3 separate regions of the Homo sapiens genome follow, and regions 1 and 3 are each linked to region 2. A link is a loop called in an ENCODE intact Hi-C map of the cell type or tissue named here. Cell type or tissue: PC-9. All regions are shown on one strand. Links, peaks and the distances in the headings refer to the core of each region. The heading gives the core; the rest is flanking DNA.

Evidence for each region. Peaks named below come from ENCODE experiments on the same cell type or tissue, not always from the same donor. Only the 100,000 strongest peaks of a DNase experiment are listed, where the experiment ranks them.
Region 1: it touches region 2 in a loop (10-fold over the local background); 9 of 110 quality-filtered maps call a loop at or near these places.
Region 3: it touches region 2 in a loop (10-fold over the local background); 10 of 110 quality-filtered maps call a loop at or near these places.

Annotation. Positions count from the first base shown.
Region 1 is chr19:43,179,029-43,184,812 of GRCh38, reverse strand. PSG5 (pregnancy specific beta-1-glycoprotein 5) reads left to right here. Exons shown (of 6, transcript NM_002781.4): 2 at 1-31. It also overlaps the pseudogene LOC100421300. Among named protein-coding and RNA genes, the nearest start is that of PSG5, 4.6 kb to the left of the region's middle. In PC-9, for the core only: a CTCF peak has its summit at 5,039 (motif pointing left); DNase peaks (open chromatin) are centred at 2,402, 2,792 and 3,322; H3K27ac peaks cover 3,818 bases.
Region 2 is chr19:43,262,857-43,268,640 of GRCh38, reverse strand. PSG9 (pregnancy specific beta-1-glycoprotein 9) reads left to right here. Exons shown (of 6, transcript NM_002784.5): 2 at 492-857. Among named protein-coding and RNA genes, the nearest start is that of PSG9, 3.8 kb to the left of the region's middle. In PC-9, for the core only: no CTCF peak of the experiment used is centred there; DNase peaks (open chromatin) are centred at 3,140 and 3,540; H3K4me3 peaks cover 988 bases; H3K27ac peaks cover 4,445 bases.
Region 3 is chr19:43,191,712-43,197,495 of GRCh38, reverse strand. PSG4 (pregnancy specific beta-1-glycoprotein 4) reads left to right here. Exons shown (of 6, transcript NM_002780.5): 4 at 2,223-2,501; 5 at 2,902-3,156; 6 at 4,108-4,794. The coding sequence ends at 4,124. Among named protein-coding and RNA genes, the nearest start is that of PSG5, 8.1 kb to the right of the region's middle. In PC-9, for the core only: no CTCF peak of the experiment used is centred there; no DNase peak of the experiment used is centred there.

The DNA of each region.
Region 1 (5,784 bases), core at 323-5,322, 84 kb after region 2:
GTAACTGGATATTTCACCTTCAACTTATACCGTGAGTGATTCCACATGATCCCTGGGTGTTGGGGGACAGGGGTCATTTCTACTTCACACACACAGGATTGTCAGGCCTGCACTGTGCCTGTGTCCCTCTCTGCATTATGTCCCATGCTGCGGTTTGGGCATTTAGTGCAGGACACACACAGAGGAGACAAATTTCAACAGATCAGAATTCCTTTCCCGCATCCAGACCCTGCAGACACTCGCTGCAGAGGAAGGACAGTCTGATGGGGGGACTCAGCAGGAGGAGATCAGTCTCAGCCAAGCACCTCATGCCCTCTTCATAAATTTGACCCTGAGAAAGACCCTGGAGAACTGAGTAGGGCTTTGGCCTGAGGGGCCCCCTGAGACCCTCAGAGAAGCTCAGCCCTAGAAGCCTCAACCCCAGACCTCTGTCCCTAAATCCTTGCTCCAGTTAAGCTGAGGAGCCTGTGCCAGTGCTGGGTTGTGGCTTATTGGGCAGGCCTTACTGGGACCAAGAATTTACCAGCTGTCTGAGGACTGTGTCTCCTGGAGCTGCTCACCAGCCAGGGCTCAGCCCTCAGAGCCTCATCTGGGCAAAGACAGAGCTTTCTTCACCTGACACTCAGAGTGGAGAGGACAGAAAGACAAGCTTTGTAGGACATCAGCCAACTGCTTTAGGAGGCTTAGGACAGTCCATAGAAAGTCTAATGTCCCCAGAAGCATAAACAGAAGGGAGAAGATGTACCTGGTAGCAGCTTGTCCACAGGGATCTGACGTAAAGGTGCTTTCTCATGGAAGCAAATTAATAATAAATGCTGTTTGTGTGAAACCTCCACTGTGCCAAGCATTAGGTCAGGTGACTGAATCATTTAACATTTATTCACAGTAGCATGAAAATCCACAGTCCATTTGCCACTTAGCTTATTTGATTGAGAGAAAACTGAGGCACAGGAAGGCACAGTCACTGAACCAGAGTCACACAAACCCAAAGGGGGAGATCAGGGTCACATGAGGTCTGTCTGCAGCCACAGGCCCATCTTCTCCACCAGAAGTGAGGGCTTACTGGGTTCCAAGGACCCCATAGTCATTTATTGGCTCAAATCCTCTCTTCTTAGGCTTCTAAACCTCAGAGGAGTGAGAGCAAATGGTCAGCTGATTAGTCTGCACTCCAGAACTAAATCAACTGCCTCAACCGTCAGAGTCAGTGCAAAAAATATGTCCAGGCCTCCCCCTCAGATCTTAACCCCCATCACTGAACCTGAAATCCTGTGTTTCCCAAAGTGCCCATGTCACTGTCATGAAAGGATCAAGGAGAGGACTTTGTTTTCTTTCCCCACTCAGACCCTGCTCCAGCACAGGCCCAGCGAGAGACACACACTCAGGAGCTCTCACATAACAAATGAAGGAATGGAATGAAGAAATGAATGATCCAAAACCTCTTTAGAGACTGGATGTTGGATGCAGAATCCTAGGAGGTTCTAGCCACACCTGTCCCTTGTCCTTCAGAGGCTGACATCCATGTTTCATCCCCCCACTACCTCTTGCCCCTAAAGCCACCCCACCTCATGCAACTCTGAAGCTCTTTGGCCACCAGAGGATTCTCAGGGCTCCTTTGTCCTGGACTGTGGAACTGGGGGCAGCTGGTCCCTGGGGTCTCTGAAGTCAGTGTCTCCCTCACTGCTCACTGCCATGGTGTCTCTGCCTCTGCTTCTCTGTGTCCCTCATCTTCCTCCCACTTCATTCTGACTGGCAAGCCCTGTCCTGCACAGCTTCTTCCCCCACCCCTAGGCCTTCCCCAGACACTCCCTCTAACTAGGCTGGCTGTTCTGTTCCCTTCCCGCTAACACTGTGGCCTGGCCCACCTCCCAGGAAATAGGAAAGGTGCAGAAATCACCTGGAGTTGCCACTCCTGCCAGGCTTCATCTCGAGCCAATGTTCCCAGGTCACTAAGAGAATGAGCTTCCACTGTATTCCCATCCAGGGCTCTTTCCCTTTGTGAGGCTGACCTGTGGACAAGACAATGGGACAGGGATAGGCAGTTCCTCCATCCATTCATAATTGCCAGGCAAGATCTTCTGGCCTCCTGCACAAAAAAAAAAAAAAAAAATTATTGAAATGTTGGTTTCTAGTCAAGAAAGATTTTAACGACTCCAAGTCTGCCAAACAGGAGGACAGAGGTTTATTATTACTCAAATCAGCCTCCCCAGTGGATCAGGGGTTAGAGATTTTCAAGGATAGTTTCAGGGGCACAGGACTAAAAAATGAGTACTGCTGATTATTTGGTGATGGAATCATGTGGGCAGAGGGAAATGATCTGTTTGTGCTCGAATCTGCCTCCAGGTAGGGACCACATGACTGGCTGAGCCATTAGTCATAGGTATGAATGAGGTCAGCCGGTTGCCAGAATGCAAAAGAATGAGAAACATCTCAAAAGACCAATCTCATGTTCTACAATAGTGATGTTATCTATAGGAGCAATTAGTTACAAATTTTGTAAACTCTGGCCAAACAACATTGCAGCAGTCAGGAATTATAGAAACTGTGCCAACATTTTAGCAGAATTCAGTTCCCTCCTATAATCTTAATCTCATGGTCTTTCACTAGTTTGACAAAGGCCATCCCTGGGCAAAGTAAGGTTGTTAGTTTCATGGAGGAAGTTTTGTGATTCTTGCTTCAAAGTCAAACCATAAATTAAATTCCTCCCAAGGTTAGCCTGGCCTATGCCCAGGAATGAGTGAGGATAGCCAGCCAGAGACTAGATGCCAGATGGAGTCAGACATGCTACTTTGCTGTCACTGTTGTAATGTATGGACTGACTCACCAGGGTGTCAGAGGCTGGACAGGCCTGCAGTCCCCAATGCCCATGGACTCATTTCAACTGTTTCACTCGTGACTCCATCCTCAAACTACTATGGAGCTCACATTCTCCTGTCACTTCTTAGAGACTTCTGGCTTCCTGTCAGGCATATAACAAGCTTGAAATTTGTCACTCGGTTCTAACAGTAAGTAAAAAGTTGAACAAACTCAAAAGTCAACAACTCATTAAAATCCCTCAGAGATGGCTGGGCACAGTGGCTCATGCCTATAATCCCAGGACTTTGGGAGGCCGAGGCGGGCACAAGGTCAGAAGATGGAGACCATCCTGGCTAACATGTTGAAACTCCGTCTCTACTAAAAATACAAAAAATTAGCTGGGCGTGGTGGCGGATGCCTGTAGTCCCAGCTACTTGGTAGGCTGAGCCAGGAGAATGCCGTGAGCCCAGGAGGTGGAGCTTGCAGTGAGCTGAGATCATGCCACTGCACTCCAGCCTGGGTGAAAGAGAGAGACTCTGTCTCAGAAAAAAAAATGCTGTTAGAGAAATGAAGAATGCTTTTGATGCTTACTGGTAGACTGCACACAGCTGGGGAAAGAATCTCTGGCTTGAGGATGTGTCAATAGAAACTTCCAAAACTGAAAAAGGAAAGTTCAATAAGAGTGGGGGAAAAAAAGTGGAACAACACATTCAACTTCACATTTAATATTTTGTTTTGGCAATAGCAATTTTTAAATTTTGTAGTTGTGGACAACTGCAAAGGCTGTCAGATACACGTAATGTGAATATTGGTGGTTTTGGGGACCAGTTGGAGGTGGCCAGGTGTGTGCTATCTAATGGTTTTACTGCCTGTGCCACATAAAACTGTTTCCTCATGATGATGCCATTTTCATAAGTTGGAGTTCTACGTGTGGGGAGACACACGAGCCATTGGCATCTCACTTAGATTCTTCCTAATTCACACAAACTTAAACTTTAGTGGTGTTTCGTGAGCTTAAGAGAAAATGAAGAAAGCATTTCACATACCTGTTTTGGGGTCCTCCCCATTTTTCCTAACTCTGCACAGAAATTAGAAGCAGGGAGTTCTTTCTATATTTACTAACATAACACACATCACTTCTTTTAATTTGGCATCCTTCCTCCCTTTATGTAATTGACGCACTGACCAGTTCTGTCCTTTTAACGGGACTCTCTACTTAAGGAGCTGCTAATTTCAAATCACCTTTGGCGTCTTTCTTTGAGCATAATGTGATCCTGCTGGAATTCACGGCACACCTAAACCTTATTTTGGTCTCAAGAGAAATACTACTACCAGCAATTGATCTTAGATGTTTGGATCATCAGTAAAAATTTCCACTTATGAAAACATTTTAATGTTTCCTCCAAATTTTTTTTGTTACTAGAGTCAGAACATAACATGAGGTCTAAACTCCTGACAACTTTTTATGGGAAAATTACAGTATTACGAATTGAGCATCGGAAATCCAGAAATCCACAATCTGAAATGCTCCAAAACTCAACCCTTCTGACCACTGATGTGATGTTAAAAAGAAGTGCTCACTGGCGCATTGTGGATTTTAAATTTTTCAGATTTGGGATGCTAAACCAGTACATGTACTGCAAATATTCCAAAATTAAAAAAATTAGAAATCCAAAACACTTTGTTTTAAGCTTTCTGCATAAGGAGCACTGTATCTGCATGAAGTATAGGCACGAGGCTGCACAGGAGATCTCTAGAACCTCCTCATCCTGCATAACTGAAACCGCACACCCATGGAACAACACCCTATTCCCCTGATCCCAGCTCCTGCAAACTACTATTCTACTCTCTGATTCACTCTGGAATCCACTGATATGAGGTACATAGAGTAGTCAAACTCAGAATCAGAGAGTAGAATGTCTAATGAGAGAAAGTATCTGCAAGACTTCTTCCCAAATATTGGTCTAATATCCACCAAACACATATGGTCCATGAGGGCCAGACTTCCATCATCAGTTCATGATTACCCTTTCCAACAGTCAGTGCTGCATTTGCAAACATCCACATGTATTTCTAGAAGATCCACATGGTCCTCACCTGCCCTCTACAAGGGGAAGGAAGCATCATGGACCCAGAACAGGGAACAATGGTCTTGGTCCAAAGCTATCAGCTCTTGCCTGTCCCCTTCACTCTTTGTAGGTCATTCCTTGGACTCTGCTCTATCTTTAGAAGTCACTGGCTCAAGTCAGTCACTATGAGACACCTGGGAAAACTGCGCCACCTTGTGGCTCCACTGCCTGATGACTGAACTGACCTCCAGGCTTGACTCTGGTCTCCCCTGTGTTATTTATGCTGAAGTACCCAGTCCCAGGCCAGGCTTTCCAGTACCCAAAGGGTTTAAGGACAATGGGAAGTTCCATCATCCATCTCTAGGATGTCCTTGGCAAGGGAAGCTGCAGAGAAAACATACCTCGGGGGACAAAGTAAGACTGAAACTAAGAAGATTCCAGCACTGCATACTCCAAGTGAGGACCACAAGGTGGGTCAGGCAGGCAGTTTTAGTCGGAGGAACTCAGAGAGGCATCGGGTCTGTGACTGCTGGTCCTGTGTCTTTCCATGACCCAATGCTGCTGCTCAATTCACACTTGAGAAAGCCTGTACTTCTCCCACATAAAGCAGGCAGCCTCACAATCTCTGAGCTCTCAGATTGCCATGCATCTGTCTTGTAACACACACACCTGCCATGGGCTTTTAAGGACTTGGGTGGGCTGACAGGTGGGAAATGCCAACTCTGATTGAAAAGTGCCTTTGGAGGAATCAAAGGTGCCACACAGGGCAATCTTCTCTCTGTTTTCTGCAAAGTGGAAACTCCCAAGCCCTCCATCTCCAGTAGCAACTTAAACCCCAGGGAGGCCATGGAGGCTGTGATCTTAACCTGTGATCCTGCGGCTTCAGACACAAGCTACCTGTGGTGGATGAATGGTCAGAGCC
Region 2 (5,784 bases), core at 278-5,277:
TCACGGAGCTCACGCTGTCATGGGGAGGAAGACAGACATGCGAAGAGATGTAGAATGTGAGATCAGGTGTTGACAAGAACCCTGGAGGGAGCAGAGCAGGGAAAGGTCAGAAAGGGAAGACCCAGGGTCTCTGAAGGAGGTGTCAGGAAAGAAGTCTAAGGATGCCCTGATGTGAGCAGGACCTGAGGGCAGTGTGGAGGGGGCCGTGTGGACCCCTGGGGAAGAGGATTCCAAACAGAAAAATGCCAAGGTCAGAAGTGTTGAAGGAATGGGGGTCATGCTGCTGACCTTGACCTAGTAGGACAGTAGGACACACACACATACACATACACAAACACACATGCCCGTTTTTTGTGTGTGTTTGTTTGTATGTGTGCGTGTGTGTATCTTCAAGGCTGAGGATGGAAGAGACCTTCTCAGGACCCAGGGCCCCATCTTTTCACCACAATACATAGGTCTCAATATTAACTGATGCTGTCTCCCCCTCCTAGCATCACTTTTAAACTTCTGGAACCCGCCCACCACTGCCGAAGTCACGATTGAAGCCCAGCCACCCAAAGTTTCTGAGGGGAAGGATGTTCTTCTACTTGTCCACAATTTGCCCCAGAATCTTCCTGGCTACTTCTGGTACAAAGGGGAAATGACGGACCTCTACCATTACATTATATCGTATATAGTTGATGGTAAAATAATTATATATGGGCCTGCATACAGTGGAAGAGAAACAGTATATTCCAACGCATCCCTGCTGATCCAGAATGTCACCCGGAAGGATGCAGGAACCTACACCTTACACATCATAAAGCGAGGTGATGAGACTAGAGAAGAAATTCGACATTTCACCTTCACCTTATACTGTGAGTGATTCCACATGATCCCTGGGTGTTGGGGGGAAGGGGTCATTTCTACTTCACACACACAGGATTGTCAGGCCTGGACTCTGCCTGTGTCACTCTCTGCATTATGTCCCATGCTGGGGTTTGGGCATTTAGTGCAGGACACACACAGAGGAGACAAATTTCAACAGATCAGAATTCCTTTCCCGCATCCAGACCCTGCAGACACTCGCTGCAGAGGAAGGACAGTCTGATGGGGGGACTCAGCAGGAGGAGATCAGTCTCAGCCAAGCACATCATGCCCTCTTCATAAATTTGACCCTGAGAAAGACCCTGGAGAACTGAGTAGGGCTTGGCTTGAGGGGACCCCTGAGATACTCTCAGAGAAGCTCAGCCCTAGAAGCCTCAACCCCAGACCCCTGTCCCTAAATCCTTGCTCCAGTTAAGCTGAGGAGCCTGTGCCAGTGCTGGGTTGTGGCTTCTTGGGCAGGCCTTACTGGGACCAAGAATTTACCAGCTGTCTGAGGACTGTGTCTCCTGGAGCTGTTCACCAGCCAGGGCTCAGCCCTCAGAGTCTCATCTGGGCAAGGACAGAGCTTTTTCAGCTGACACTCAGAGTGGAGAGGACAGAAAGACAAGCTTTGTAGGACATCAGCCAACTGCCTTGGGAGGCTTAGGACAGTCCATAGAAAGTCTAATGTCCCCAGAAGCAGAAACAGAAGGGAGAAGATGTACCTGGTAGCAGCTTGTCCACAGGGATCTGACATAAGGTGCTTTCTCATGGAAGCAAATTAATAATAAATGCTGCTTGTGTGAAACCTCCACTGTGCCAAGCATTAGGTCAGGTGACTGTGAATCATTTAACATTTATTCACAGATAGCATGAAAAGCCACAGTCCATTTGCCATTTAGTTTATTTGATTGAGAGAAAACTGAGGCACAGGAAGGTGCAGTCACTGAACCAGAGTCACACAAACACAAAGGGGAGATCAGGGTCACATGAGGTCTGTCTGCAGCCACAGGCCTATCCTCTCCTCCACCAGAAGTGAGGGCTTACTGGGTTCCAAGGACCCCATAGTCATTTATTGGCTCAAATCCTCTCTTCTTAGGCATCCAAACCTCAGAGGAGTGAGAGCAAATGGTCAGCTGATTAGTCTGTATTCCAGAACTAAATCACCTGCCTCAACCATCAGAGTCAGTGCAAAAAATATGTCCAGGCCTCCCCCTCAGATCTTAACCCCCATCACTGAACGTGAAATCCTGTGTTTCCCAAAGTGTCCATGTCACTGTCATGAGAGGATCAAGGAGAGGACCTTGTTTTCTTTCCCCACTCACACCCTACACCAGCACAGGCCCAGCGAGAGACACACACTCAGGAGCTCTCACATAATGAATGAAGAACTTGAATGAAGAAATGAATGATCCAAAACCTCTTTAGAGACTGAATTTGCATGCAGAATCCTAGGAGGTTCTAGCCACACCTGTCCCTTGTCCTTCAGAGGCTGACACCCACGTTTCATCCCCCCACTACCTCTTGCCCCTAAAGCCACCCCACCTCATGTAACTCTGAAGCTCTTTGGCCACCGGAGGGTTCTCAGGGCTCCTTGGTCCTGGACTGTGGAACTGGGGGCACCTGGGCCCTGGGGTCTCTGAAGTCAGTGTCTCCCTCACTGCTCACTGCCATGGTGTCTCTGCCTCTCTCTGCTTCTCTGTGTCCCTCATCTTCCTCCCACTTCATTCTGACTGGCAAGCCCTGTCCTGCACAGCTTCTTCCCCCACCCCTAGGCCTTCCCCAGACATTCCCTCTAACTAGGCTGGCTGTTCGGTTCCCTTCCTACTAACACTGTGGCCTGGCCCACCTCCCAGGAAATAGGAAAGGCACAGAAATCACCTGGAGTTGCCACTCCTGCCTGGCTTCATCTCCAGCCAATGTCCCCAGGTCACTAAGAGAAATATTCCACTGTATTCCCATCCATGGCTCTTTCCCTTTGTCAGTCTGACCTGTGGACAAGAACATGGGACAGGGATAGGCAGTTCCTCCATCCACTCATAATTGCCAGACAAGTTCTTCTGGCCTCCTGCACACACACACAAAAAAAATTATTGAAATGGTGGTCTGTAGTCGGAGAAAGATTTTAATGACTCCAAGTCTGCCAAACAGGAGGACGGATGTTTATTATTACTCAAATCAGCCTCCCCAGTGGATCAGGGGTTAGAGATTTTCAAGGATCGTTTCAGGGGCACAGGACTAAAAAATGAGTACTGCTGATTGTTTGGTGATGGAATCATGCGGCCGGAGGGAAATGATTTGTTTGTGCTTGAATCTGCCTCCAGGTAGGGGCCACATGACTGACTGAGCCATTAGTCATAGGTATGGATGAGGTCAGCCGGTTGCCAGAATGCAAAAGAATGAGAAACATCTCAAAAGACCAATCTCACGTTCTACAATAGTGATGTTATCTATAGGAGCAATTAGTTACAAATTTTGTAAACTCTTGCCAAATGACATCGGAGCAGTCAGGGATTATAGAAACTGTGACAACATTTTAGCAGAATTCAGTTCCCTCCTATAATCTTAATCTCATGGTCTTTCACTAGTTTGACAAAAGCAGTCCCTGGGCAAAGTAAGGGTGTTAGTTTTATGGAGGAACTATTATCATTCTTGCTTCAAAGTTAAACCATAAAATAAATTCCTCCCAAGGTTAGCCTGACCTATGTCCAGGAATGAGTGAGGACAGCCAGCCTGAGACTAGATGCCAGATGGAGTCAGCCATGCTAGTTTCCTGTCACTGTGTAATCTCTGCCCTGACTAACCAGGGTGTCAGAGGCTGGAGAGGCCTGCAGTCCCCAAAGCACATGGACTCATTTCACCCATTTCATTTGTGACTCCATCCTCAACCTGCTATGGAGCTCACATTCTCTGGTCACTTCCTAGAGACTTCTGGCTTCCTGTCAGGCATATAACAAGCTTGGAATTTGTCACTCAGTTCTAACACTAAGTAAAAAGCTGAACAATCTCAAAAGTCAACAACTCATTAAAATCCCTCAGAGATGGCTGGGCTCAGTGGCTCAAGCCTATAATCCCAGCACTTTGGGAGGCCGAGGCGGGCACAAGGTCAGGAGATGGAGACAATCCTGGCTAACAGGGTGAAACCCTGTCTCTATTAAAAATACAAAAAATTAGCCGGGCGTGGTGGTGGGCGCCTGTAGTCCCACCTACTTGGGAGGCCTAGGCAGGAGAATGGTGTGAACCCAGAAGGCGGAGCTTGCAGTGAGCTGAGATCATGCCACTGCACTCCAGTCAGGGTGACAGAGCGAGACTCTGTCTCAGAAAAAAAAAATGCTGTCAGAGAAATGAAGAATGCTTTTGATGCTTACTGGTAGACTGCACACAGCTGAGGAAAGAATCCCTAGCTTGAGGATGTGTCAATAGAAACTTCCAAAACTGAAAAAGGAAAGTTCAAAAAAAGTGGGGAAGAAAAAGTGGAACAACATATTCAACTTCATATTTAATATTTTGTTTTGACAATAGCAATTTTTAAATTTTGTAGTTGTGGGACAACTACAAAGGCTGTAACATACACATAATGGGAATACTGGTGGTTTTTGGGGACCAGTTGGAGGTGGCCAGGTGGGTGATATCTAATGGTTTTACTGCCTGTGTCTCATACAACTATTTCCTCATGATGATGCCATTTTCATAAGTTGGAGTTCTGCATGTGGGGAGACACACGAGCCATTGGCATCTCACTTAGAATCTTCCTGATTCACACAGACTTAAATTTTAGTGGTGTTTCCTGAGCTTAAGAGAAAATGAAGAAAGCATTTCACCTACCTGTTTTGCAGTCCTCCCCATTTTTCCTAATTCTGCACAGAAATTAGAAGCAGGGAGTTCTTTCTATATTTACTAACATAACACACATCACTTCTTTTAATTTGGCATCCTTCCTCCCTTTATGTAATTGATGCACTGACCAGTTCGGTCCTTTTAACGGGACTCTCTCTACTTAAGGAGCTGCTAATTTCCAATCACCTTTGGCATCTTTCTTTGAGCATAATGTGATCCTGCTGGAATTCACGGCACACCTAAACCTTATTTTGGTCTCAAGAGAAATACTACTACCAGCAATTGATCTTAGATGTTTGGACCATCAGTAAAAGTTTCCACTTATGAAAACATTTTAATGTTTCCTCCAAATTTTTTTTTTTTTTTGTTACTAGAGTCAGAACACAACATGAGGTCTAAACTCCTGACAACTTTTTATGGGAAAATTACAGTATAACAAATTGAGCATCCCAAATCCAGAAATCCACAATCTGAAATGCTCAAAAGTCAACACTTCTGACCACTGATGTGATGCTAAAAAGAAGTGCTCACTGGCGCATTGTGGATTTTAAATTTTTCAGATTTGGGATGCTAAACCAGTACATGTACTGCAAATATTCCAAAATAAAAAAAATTAGAAATCCAAAACACTTTGTTTTAAGCTTTCTGAATAAGGAGCACTTTATCTGTATGAACTATAGGCATGAAGCTGTACAGGAGATCTCTAGAACCTCCTCATCCTGCATAACTGGAACTGCACACCCACGGAACAACACCCTATTCCCCTGATCCCAGCTCCTGCAAACTACTATTCTACTTTCTGATTCACTCTGGAATCCACTGATAGGAGGTACATAGAGTAGTCAAACTCAGATCAGACAGTAGAATGTCCAATGAGAGAAAGTATCTGCAAGACTTCTTCCCAAATATTGGTCTAATATCCACCAAACGCATATGGTCCTTGAGGGCCAGACTTCCATCATCTGTTCATGTTCACCCTTTCCACCAGTCAGTTCTGCATTTGCAAACATCCACATGTATTTCTAGAAAGATCCACATGGTCCTCACCTGCCCTCTACAGGGGGAAGGGAGCATCATGGACCCAGAACAGGGAACATGGTC
Region 3 (5,784 bases), core at 323-5,322, 71 kb after region 2:
CATTCTTGGCTGATTGATGGGAAGTTCCAGCAATCAGCACAAGTGTGCTTTATCCCCCAAATCACTAAAACATATAGAGGGGTTTAGGTCTGTTTCATCCATAACTCAGCCACTGATGGAACAAATCTCATAATCAAGAGGATCATAGTGCCTGGTAAGTGGATCCCTGGAGCATTGGCAATATGTTTTCCAGTGAAGTCTATCTAGCTATCAGGGAAAAGCCACCTGCCCTCTGCAAAGGGAGAGGGAAAATCAAAAACCCAGCACAGGGAATATGTTTCTGCTCCAAAACCACCAGCTTTTGCCTGTCCCCTTCACTCTTTCTAGGTCATTCTTTAGACTATACACTAACAATGAACAATCTGAAAGGAAATTAAGGAAATAATTTCAATTCACATTAACATCAAAAGGAATAAAATATTTTGGAGTAAGTTTAATCAAAAAGGTCAAATGATTATATCCTGAAAACTACAAAACATTGCTGAAAGAAATTAAAGACGATATCAATATATGGAAAGACATTTCATTTTCATGGATTGGAAGAATCAATATTGTTAGAAAGACAATACTACCCAAAGTTAGTTGCAGATTCAATGCAACCCCTACCAGAATCCCAGTAACATTTTTTTGCAGAATTATAAAACTCTGTCCTAAATCTGACCTGACAGGCTCTTATTAATGACTGCCACAACAGAAACACTGAGAAAAAGAGGCAACCATGAAAACGTGGAAAGTTCTGACGACAGAAAATAGCAATCAGCCTTTCTCACATCCCAAAGCTTTAAAAAATATATGAGTGCAGCATGGCCAGTATGGAATTGACCAAAAACTAATCATCAAGCTAGAAACGTGGTGAGAGAAAAAAAAAGGGCAAGAATATCTTTGGCTTATCACCTCCCACTTTTGCCTACTAATCTGATGCTGAAAAGAAATGCTCACTGAAGCATTTTAGATTTTGAATCTTTCAGATTTGGGATGCTAAACCAGTAAGCATATGACAAATATTTCAGAATAAAAAAATGTCAGAAATCCAAAACACTTTTTGTTCTAAGTCTTATGCATAATACTCAATCTGTGTGAATTATAGGCATCAAGCTCTACAGCAGATCTCCAGAACCTCCCCACCTTGCATAACTGAAACTGCACACCCATGAACAACTTCTGATTCTCCCCACTCCCAGCTCCTGGCAAACAGCAGTCTCTTCTCATATTCACTCTGGAATCCACTTACATGAGGTCCCTAGAGTAGTCGAACCCAGGGAATCAGAGAGTAGAATGTCCAATGAAAGAAAATATTTGCAAAACTTCTCTCCAAATTTGTCTCATATCCATCAAACACACATGGTCCATGAGGACCAGATTTCCAGCAGTTCATTCCCACACTTTCCACCAGTCAGTTCTGCTTTTGCAAATGTCCATATGTATTTCTGGAAAGATCCACATGGTCCTCACCTGCCCTCTGCAGAAGGAGAGGAAACTTAAAGAACCCAGGACAGGGAACATGGTTCTGCTCCAAAGCCACCAGCTCTTGCCTGTCCCCTTGACTCCTTCTAGATCATTCCTTGCACTCTGCTCTATCTTTAGAGGTCACTGGTTCAAGTAAGTCATCATGAAACACCTGCAAAACACTGCCCCACTTTCTGCCTCCACTGGCTGATGACTGAACTGACCTCCAGGCTTGACTCTGGTCTCTCCTGTGTTATTTCTGCTGAAACATCCAGTCCCAGGCCAGACTGCTCAGTATCTTCAGGGTTTCAGGACAATGGGAAGTCCCATTATTACTCATCTCTAGAATGTCCTTGAAATGGAAGCTGCAGAGAAATCTCATCTAGGGGGGCAAAGGAGGATGGAATTTGGAAGGGGCCCAGTAGTTGCACATTCCAGGTAAGGAACCCAAGGTGAGCCAGCAAGTTAACTGATTAGGGAGGGACTGGGAGGGGTACAAGGGGCTGTGACTCCCACTGATATGTCTGTCCATGACCCAACACTGCTGCTCAATTGACACTTGAGAAAGTCTGTGCCTCCCTAAAACAGAGCAGGTGGCCTCACAGTCTTTGAGCCCTTAGATCATCATGCATCTATCTTGTGACAGAAGCACCAGCTATTGGCTTTCAAGGACTCGGGTGGGCTGAGAGGTGGGAGATGCCAACTCTGATTGAAGTATGCCTGTGGAGGAATCAAAGGTGCCACACAGGACAATCTTCTCTCTGTTATCCACACAGCAAAGCTGTCCAAGCCCTACATCACAATCAACAACTTAAACCCCAGAGAGAATAAGGATGTCTTAACCTTCACCTGTGAACCTAAGAGTAAGAACTACACCTACATTTGGTGGCTAAATGGTCAGAGCCTCCCTGTCAGTCCCAGGGTAAAGCGACCCATTGAAAACAGGATCCTCATTCTACCCAATGTCACGAGAAATGAAACAGGACCTTATCAATGTGAAATACGGGACCGATATGGTGGCATCCGCAGTGACCCAGTCACCCTGAATGTCCTCTGTGAGTATCTTTTGTTCCTCTGTGGGCCAGGACACCAGCTTAAATCCAAACCACCAGAGGCCAGGTCTCTCAGTCTCTCTCCAGTCCAAGTATAGACACCTTTACTTCTGGACATCCGAGGTGGCCATGACTCCCTGCCCTGGGAAAACCTAGGTAGGCACAGCCTTAACCAAGAATATAAGGGGAGGGGACGCTCTTGTCATGGGAGACTTGGGGCCTAAAACTTGTGATGGGAGAAACAGGTGAATACCTCAGGCTTCGGCTCAGTGAACATAGAGGGAGTTTGGCTGGGACTTGAAGGTGTGTCTTGGCTTAGAGGGTAACTGTGTCCCTTTAAGAGACCAGGAACATCCCCTTCCCTCGGATGACATCACCTATGGCTTTATTCTCTTTGCGCCAGATGGTCCAGACCTCCCCAGCATTTACCCTTCATTCACCTATTACCGTTCAGGAGAAAACCTCTACTTGTCCTGCTTCGCCGAGTCTAACCCACGGGCACAATATTCTTGGACAATTAATGGGAAGTTTCAGCTATCAGGACAAAAGCTCTCTATCCCCCAAATAACTACAAAGCATAGTGGGCTCTATGCTTGCTCTGTTCGTAACTCAGCCACTGGCAAGGAAAGCTCCAAATCCATCACAGTCAAAGTCTCTGGTAAGTGGATCCCAGCATCCTTGGCAATAGGGATTTAGGTGGAGTCTATCTGGCATTCAGGGAAGAGTGAGGAAAACATTTTTATTCCCAGCCTGTGTCCCATGGGCACAAGCAAATCCCAAATTCTACTCCTGAACACTCCCAATTTGTCTAAGAACTTCCAAAACTTTAACAAACAGGCTGATATCTTCTTAAAATTCCCAGCCTAGACCAAGCAGGAGAAACATTGATTTCATTGAAATAATTGACAATATTGAGGATAATATTTTTATGATTTTTATTTGAAAATTTGCTGATTCTTTAAATGGTTTGTTTTCTAGATTTATGGAATTTTTTTCTTTTAATCTATCTATAGCTTGTAGCAGTTCAATAAACTATACTTCTGGGAACCGTAATTGAAACATTTACTTTTGCTCTCTACCTGACTGCCCCAGAATTGGGCAACTATTCATGAGTATTGATATGTTTATGGTAATACACATATTTGCACAAGTACAGTAACAATCTGCTCTCTTTGTAACAGGACACATTTCAAATCATTGGTTATATTACCAAGGCTTTGACTGGGATGTTATATTCAAGAATATAGATAGAATGAACCAATATGAACTGCAGGCAAAGTCTGAAGTCAGCCTTGGTTTGGCTTCCTATTCTCAAGGGTTTTGTAAAAGTTTAATCTGAGAGTCCTTATAAAAACTTAGAGCAAATAAAATTCTAAAAGAGCGCCTACATGGTCTATTGCTACTCTTGCTGCACTTATGTAAAGAATCAGACCACGTTTGAAGAAACTCAACCTATTTTGCAAACAAACTTATTCTACTGAAATTATCATTGGTAAAACTAGAGATGCCCATAGAGAGAAAAATTATGTGGAAAATAAAAACTGTAGTACACCGGTTATGAGATTGCAGCTCTGTTCATTGTTTCTGTGTTTTTATTATCCACCTGTAGACTGGATATTACCCTGAATTCTACTAGTTCCTCCAATTCCATTTTCTCCCATGGAATCACGAAGAGCAAGACCCACTCTGTTCCAGAAGCCCTATAAGCTGGAGGTGGACAACTCGATGTAAATTTCATGGGAAAACCCTTGTACCTGACATGTGAGCCACTCAGAACTCACCAAAATGTTCGACACCATAACAACAGCTACTCAAACTGTAAACCAGGATAACAAGTTGATGACTTCACACTGTGGACAGTTTTTCCAAAGATGTCAGAACAAGACTCCCCATCATGATAAGGCTCCCACCCCTCTTAACCGTCCTTGCTCATGCCTGCCTCTTTCACTTGGCAGGATAATGCAGTCATTAGAATTTCACATGTAGTAGCTTCTGAGGGTAACAACAGAGTGTCAGATATGTCATCTCAACCTCAAACTTTTACGTAACATCTCAGGGGAAATGTGGCTCTCTCCATCTTGCATACAGGGCTCCCAATAGAAATGAACACAGAGATATTGCCTGTGTGTTTGCAGAGAAGATGGTTTCTATAAAGAGTAGGAAAGCTGAAATTATAGTAGAGTCTCCTTTAAATGCACATTGTGTGGATGGCTCTCACCATTTCCTAAGAGATACAGTGTAAAACGTGACAGTAATACTGATTCTAGCAGAATAAAACATGTACCACATTTGCTAATACTGTTCTCTTAAAATAATTTTAAAAGAATGGGGTGGGCCCTCCCATGTGTCCAGGCCAGGTCTCTGAACAGAATCCTCCATCTGCAGTAACAATGCCTAAGAAGATGACATGGACTTGGTCCTGATATGCAGCCATTCCTGTATACCCTTCCCCTGCTGCAGGGCTGTACTAGCCCAGGGCCCAAATCTTCAGCTGCAGAGCTGAGAGAGAACATGGGATACCCAGCATCCCTTACCTTCTTCCAGTTCACTGCAGTGGCTACCGGCATGGCCCATTTATCCCTGAGGACACCCATCTGCTGACCCACAGTTTCTAAGAGTCAGACTTTCCTGGCTTCTCTGAGTCCCAGCTACTTTCACTCTGCTGAATCCTTCTTCTCCCCACAGGTGTCATTGACTTAGCAGACACCTCTTTCAGCTGCAGCTAACAGGTAAGCCAAGACCCAGACCCCAGAGAATAAACAAGGATTTCAAAACCTACTGTGTCCAACGGAGATGCCCACTTGTGGGCGGCAAGCCACCCAGGTGCCGAGGCAAGAGACCGAGGGCACGAGCTTTTCCAGTATAATAAAATATAAAAGGAGAATAGTTATACCAGATATAGATCTTAGATATGATTATATAGGAATATCATTAATCATTAGTTGGTAGCAATTACTCTTTATTCCAATATTATAATAATCCTCGCTCTATGATTATAACCTAGGAAAAGCCAGGTCATAAATAGATAGGAGCTGGGGAGACATAGTGAGAAGTGACCAGAAGACAAGATTGCGAGCCTTCTGTTATGCCCAGACAGGGCCACTAGAGGGCTCCTGGTCTAGTGGTAATACCAGCGTCTGGGAAGACACCTGTTGCCAAGTGGACCATGGACTAGAGGTACCCTCAGTGTCAAGGAAAAACACCCACTACTTAGCAGACCGGGAAAGGGAGTCTCCCTTTCCCCGGGGGAGTTTAGAGAAGACTCTACTTCTCCATCTCTTGTGGA